2 separate regions of the Mus musculus genome follow, and region 2 is linked to region 1. A link is a contact called in ENCODE Hi-C or POLR2A ChIA-PET data. All regions are on one chromosome and are shown on one strand. Each heading gives the region's core, a stretch centred on a gene start or an enhancer-like site at or near the end of the contact. The rest is flanking DNA. Distances are from core to core; before and after follow the strand shown. Region 1 holds the start of Prdx3 (peroxiredoxin 3). Region 2 holds the start of Cacul1 (CDK2 associated, cullin domain 1).

Region 1 (3,339 bases), core at 23-2,522:
AAGCCATCAAGCTCAGCCTTCATCCTTTTTTATGTCTGAATTATATTCCATCACAGACTTGAACACCAAACACATACACTGGGTACCAGTTAAGTTCAAGGCAAGTGCTGTGAGGAACTTGTTGAGATGTCTCTTTAGGTATAAGGCTTTTTTTTTTTCTCCACAAGACAGGTACACTGTGTAGCAGCTAATGGTTCATGGACAGCTAGATTTATAATTTTTTTCTTTTATGAATATTTCTGATATAGTAGAGAGCAAAATAAATAAATAATAACATCAGATCTCAGTATGAGAAACTCAAAATGTTTTTAGGTTTCTTTCAATCATCTGACCTACAAATGAATGCCTCTGACCACCTTCTCTTTCTTTTCAACAAAACTCGGACTTTCAGCAAATAACTGTATCTAGCTGGAACTTTGCAGTATTTTGCACTAGTGTGTTTATTTTTAATTCCCTTCTATTTATACTGTTATAAGTAGAAGTTTAACTATTTCCTACTTAACATTTCTTTTCCCATAAGATTATTTGCACTTTAAAATGAGCTAGCATAAAGAAAATATTATTTAGATAATATGCAGATGTGAGAAACTATATTAGTAACAGAACAGTGCTTGGAAAATACCAGCTTAGACATGGCATTTAGTGTGGTTATCATGTGAATTTTATTCTGTGTTTGATGTGGTACTTCAAAACCGTGCCCTCCAATCATTACTTGGTATCTGCGTTAACAAATAAATTGATTTAAAATGTGTCCCAATTATCCCAATTTTGAGGAGAGGCCAAATGAACGCCCCCACACAATATCAAAGGTTTTCAAGCACACTAAACTCTGATGTCCCTAAGTCGCTTAGCTTATTAAAGAACTCAGATAACTAAGTTTGTTCCACTGAATGCAGAAGGCAGAAGATCCCACCTGAGATAGAAAGGGAACTGGATTCTTTCACAGACAGACACTTTCTACTACTCTAAATTAGCGAAACAAAATCAACAGGAAATGTCAATAAGTGTCTACTTCCTAAATTGAATTTGATCTTTATACGTCGGTACCATAAATAGGAATCCAAGCATTCAGGTATTCAGGAGGTCAAAGGGAAATTTCCCCCTGAGCTGGAAGGAGTGGTTCTACGGCTTCTCCCCTAAGTCACAACCACACACCCAGGTCCAGCCTCTTTGCATAAACCACACCCCTCCTCCACCCACTCCTCGTAAGCCCCGCCTCGCTGAGGCCCCGCCCTCATAGGGAAGCCCGGAGCAGAAGCCACGCCCCAGGCAGAAGCACACCCGGCGTGCTCCGGCTACTCCTCGGTATCTCCGCCTATCGTGCCTCTTGCGTGCTCTGAAGATGGCGGCAGCTGCGGGAAGGTTGCTCTGGTCCTCGGTGAGTGGCTGGCAGCTGGGCAGGCGCATGACACAACAGCGACTCTGGCCCGCACTTGTTTCCAGGACCGGATCGCGCACCCTTAGGTCTGCTGCCCACTAGCTCCTATGGGAGGGAGTTCTCAGCTCGGGGACCTCTAGGCCTCCTGCGGCTAGAAAGGCCCTAGCCCCTGCGCAGGACAGCCTTTACACTATCCCCGTGGGTGATGTGCTCTCCAACAAGTCCTTGTGCTTGATGGTCCCCTTGCTGTTTCTTCACTAAAGCACCCAGGCCTGACTTTTGAGGCCAGTATGCTGACTACTGTGTTCTAGGATCTGTCACCAAATATGACCTTGGCCAAGATACACGTGTGTGTGTGTGTGTGTGTGTGTGTGTGTGTGTGTGTGTGTGTGTGTGTGTGTGTGTGTGTGGTTTTTCGAGACGGGGTTTCTCAGTGTATCCCCTGGCTATCCTGAAACTCGCTCTGTAGTTCAGGCTAGTCTGGAATTCACAGAGATCCGACTGCCTCTGCCTCTGGAGTGCTGTCTGGCTTGACTTCACATTTCTGAACCTTAGTTTTTCCTACATCTCGACATGGCTGTGGGCTCATACTTAAGTCTGAGTATAAACAAAGTAACGGGAGTAAAAACAGTAACAGGAGCCTCTTTCTACTCCCACACTCAGGCTGGACTCTGCCTTGGTATCTGCTGTTCTCTAGTAGCAGCCTACTGTCTGTCCTCTTGCCAGCCATCCTCCTCTCCTTTCTCATCGCCGGGCTCAGCCCTTAATTTCCTGTCCCATGTTGGACATCAAAGTTGAGCAAACACTACTAACCTTGAGCTTGGGCCAAACACTCCCAGTGCATGAACTTCACCCTATTCCTTGACTGAGAGCCTGGAAGGGACTTTTTCTGAGAAAAACCTTGATGTGGCTACATGATGCAGCAGTTAGCTCCAGGTGGGGGAGGGTACAACTACTCAGCCTGGCCTAGCCTTCCTGAAATTTTGGAGATTTTTTATTCTTGAAGCTTTATTCTTATGATTTTCTTGTAGACTCAACCCATGCTCTTAATTTGATTTGGTATCTGTTTCGTTGGGAAAAGGGTCGTTAACAAAGGATGACAGCAGCAAGGCAGAATTCAGTCACCCTTTCGGAAAGCCTTCCTAATTGAAAGCATTTTTCTTTCCAGGTTGCTCGTCATGCAAGTGCTATTTCCCGGAGTATTTCTGCCTCAACAGTTCTTAGGCCTGTTGCTTCTAGAAGAACCTGTTTGACAGACATACTGTGGTCTGCCTCTGCCCAAGGAAAGTCAGCCTTTAGCACCAGTAAGTGTTACTGTGCTCTAGTCATATCCAGGTAAAAGGAAACCCTTATCAGCCACTCTGGACCCTGGCTATACTTGAGGCTTGTCCTTGGAGATTTTAAACATGGATATGAGAATAATGTAGAGATGGCTGGATCTAAAAGGAACTGTTAGGAACAGTGAGTCCTTGGCGGTGTCAAAATTTTAAAACTTACTTTTAAGAAAACAGAAAGAAAATGGAAGCCAGTGGTGGAGCCACATGCCTTTAATGTGAGCATTCAGGAGGCAGAGGCAGATCTCTGTGATTTAGAGGCCAGCCTGGCCTACAGATCAGAAAACCTTGTCTCGAAGAACCAAAAAGGAAGAAAAAAAAAGTTGCAGGCCAATCAGGGCATCACAGTGTGAGACTCTGTCTGGGAACAATAAATAAACAAGACCTCTCCCCATGCCCACCCCCCTAAAAAAGAGTAGAAAAAGTGGTAGTCTAGGAAAAAGAAAATATTTGTATAATATACTTAACAAAGGCTATTTCTCTAAGATACCTAAGTTACTAGATAAAATGAAAACACAAAACACCACTGTACCCCACCCCAGGTTTGAAACATGTCCTGCATCTGCTCTTGGTTTCTCTCTGCCATGCCTCAGTGCCTCTCACCAAGATAACTAACTATAGACATTG
Region 2 (3,140 bases), core at 63-2,562, 290 kb after region 1:
ACACCTGCAATCCCGATCTTGAAGCTGGAAGACACCCAGGTCTTGACATGGGATGACACACACTTTTGATCTAGAACTTGAGGCACAGTGCCCAGGAAAAGCTTAGGCCCAGACAAGATGGTATACACATTTAATCCCAGGAGACAGAGGCAAGCATATCTCTGAGTTCAAGCCCAGCCTGAGACAGAGCAAGTTCCATTAAACAAAAGCTTAGGTCCAGGCATGGTGGTACACATCTTTAATCTGGGCCGCACCTTCTGCTGGAGGTCTACATAAGGACAATGGAAAAAGCATTCATTCTTTGCCTGCTTGCACTTGCCAACACATCTGTTGGAACCTATTTCTTCAGGATTCTAGTTTATACAGAAGACCAGCTGACTTAGCCTGGTGGGATTGAGCAACTACTTAGATTCTTAGAGCTCCCCATCACAGCTGGCCATTGCTAAGTTAGCTGGACTGCAGACTGTCATTCATCCCAATAATTTCTCTTAATACATAGAGACATTCCATAAGTTCTGTGACTCTAGAGAACCCTAATAGTTTCTAACTGCACAGTGGTCAGAGAATGTGGTTATGTCAGTCCTCAGACATGCAGAGACACTTGCTTAGAGACACAGTATGTTTATCTTTTGTAAATGTTTCACATACTCTGGGAAGGAATGTATATTGTGCAATTTCTGAATCAATATTCTGTCCTTCTTAGTTTGGGATACCTAGGGCTAAAAAACGGCACACACCAACAGTCTACCCTTTGGAGTCTGTACCCAGGGCCTACTGCCACACTGTCCTTTCATTCCCCAAGCAAAGGCTCAGGCTGCGAGGTCAAGGTCTGGGTGGCAAAAAGCCTGTGTCGGTGGGGGACCCTCACTATGGAAAGGTTAGCCAGCATGGGGTATGAAGGGACACTCAGAAGGCTGAGGAAAGAGGACTGCTTGGAGTTAGTTGGAGCCCAGTTTGGAGTACAAAAAGAAAAAAGAAAAGACGAAAAGACTAAAAAAGAAAAGGGAAGGGGGCTGTTAAACATAAGAGCGTTGGTGCGCCGTTTTTGGGTCCACTCTCGGGCACACCCAGACTAGTTGTGGCAACAAGTTAGAGAATGCGCGTGCGCAGACCAAAGTCCTTTATCACGTAATGTCGGCCGGGGGCGGGGCCAGCGAATCCGGGTCTGGACACCTGGTCTAAACTGATGGGGAGGGGGGAGTGGGGAGGGGAGGGAGAGGGAATCGCGCCGCTGGGTGCATTCGCCTTGAGGTGACTCATAGCTCCCGCCCCCTTTTCGCCCAGCTTTCTCCAGGCCGTCCCTCGCATCACGTGCCTTCCTGGCCGCTCCCCCAGAGCCCTTTCCAAAGGCCAGAAGAAACTGCTGTAAAATGTCGTGAGGGACGTCAGCCCTTTGCGGCTGCCTCTCAGAACCAGACCCCGGGAGTGCCCACCTCAGTCAGCGGTTCCTCCGGCGGAGTCGTCTTGACGGAGGGCGAAAGCGCTCGGTGCGCCACTGGATTTTCCGCCGCACCCGCGAGGGCTCCGGGCGATGTGAACTCGAGGCGGCTTCTGCGCTCCCAGGCCCGGGGGCTGAGGTGGGCGGGCAGGTGCCTGGGAAGCCGCGGCCCGGCGGGATGGAGGAGAGCATGGAGGAGGAGGAAATGCTCACCTACGAGGCAATGATGGACGACCAGAATCACAACAACTGGGAGGCCGCCGCGGACAGTTTCCGCCAGCCTCCGCCGGCCCCGCCGCTGCCCCCGCCGCCGCCGCCGCGGCCCTCGTCGTCCATCCCGGATCCAGGCCGAGAACTCCCGGGGGGACAGCTGCTGGCTGTGCACGCGGGCTCCATGGAGAGGAAGGGTCCTAAGGAAGGGCTCCCGATGGGGCCTCCGCCCTTGCCGGAACCAAACGGGGTGATCATGATGTTGAAGAGCTGCGACGCAGCCGCCGCGGTGGCCAAGACGGCCCCTGCCCCCACCTCCAGCTCCACTATCAACATCAACACCTCCACCTCCAAGTTCCGTGAGTCTGTCCCTCCTCCACGACCCCACCCCCACCCCCCAGCCAGGCTTCTCCACACCAGCTCGTGGAATCCCCCCGCCCTGAGAGTAACTCCACTTCCTTTGTTCCAGGCTTAGTTCTCTTTCCTTCTCTTAACCCTCCCACCCTGATTCGGTGTCTGCGGCCAGTATCCGGCCAGCCAGCCAGTGTTGCCTGTTACACCTGCGCAGCCTCAGCTTATGCTTTAGAAAAGATCTTTAATACTCCTGATCATCTCTCAACATTAGTAAGCTCTTCTCTAGGGTGTCCCCTTCAAAGTTTCACCTTACAGAGCGAGAGGGAAAAGTAAGGCGGTCTTGAATTTCGTTAGAGGCCTTTCGTCTTTTTTTTTCAACCAGAGAGCAAAGAAATGTGTTCTTGTATTCTTTGCCGCTGTACTTTTAGCAAATCGGGCTTCTGAACGTTGGTCTCTAGCAACTCTTTGTTCTCTGTGAGTTTTTGCATCCTGTCAGGGAATTCTTAGTTACTTCTACTATGTAGTGGGAACTGCTACAAGTCTTTGAAGTTGATGTGTAAAATCACGTTCCAGAGAAGCGGTTCAGCAAGTGACTGTAACCAGGATCCTACCGCAGGTTGAACTTTTTAGCGGTCTGCCTTGAAATTCACTTGCAGATAGAAGATAAAAACTGACCCCAAAATGTTCACAATCAGGCAGTGTGCTTCCATAGCTAGGTAAAGAATAAGGTAGTAGTGCTTTTTAGTTCAGAGTGGTGGTGACAGTGTAAAAGGAACGTGGTGGCCAGGTCCTTGTTAGCTGCAAATTTAGAATGGCATCTCCTAATGTAACTGGAGATTTTATTTCTAGTTAAGTTTTATTAAGCTATAACAGTAATTGCCCACCTAGCTGTTGAAATTTTTTTTTGTCCTGATGCAGATAGTCACAACCTTAGAAAAAAGTATTTATGGGACTAGCACACATTACTTATTTGCCTTCAAGATACTGCTTTAGGCAGACACTTTGGTGTGGGTGTAGAAAGGAACTTTTGTTTATGATTATTCCCTGTTAGACATACACATGACAGTCATTTACACAATGCAGTTTGTATGTTGATTAAGTTGTGAAACTAGACTTTATAGTTGCAGTGTGATTTACC

The links. Hi-C counts contacts between places; a loop is a spot of excess contacts on that map. ChIA-PET counts read pairs that join two places held with the same protein, here RNA polymerase II (POLR2A).
Region 2: a map of regulatory T cell shows a loop between it and region 1 (3-fold over the local background). The contact joins the promoter of Cacul1 here to the promoter of Prdx3 in region 1. A Hi-C loop is called at or near these places in 1 of 37 maps with a recorded cell type or tissue (regulatory T cell). POLR2A ChIA-PET finds 5 or more read pairs at or near these places in 2 of 5 experiments (both embryonic stem cell).

Annotation. Positions count from the first base shown.
Region 1 is chr19:60,872,471-60,875,809 of GRCm38, reverse strand. Prdx3 (peroxiredoxin 3) reads left to right here and starts at 1,272. Exons shown (of 7, transcript NM_007452.2): 1 at 1,272-1,378; 2 at 2,547-2,682. The coding sequence starts at 1,343.
Region 2 is chr19:60,579,195-60,582,334 of GRCm38, reverse strand. Cacul1 (CDK2 associated, cullin domain 1) reads left to right here and starts at 1,312. Exons shown (of 9, transcript NM_030197.2): 1 at 1,312-2,007. The coding sequence starts at 1,617.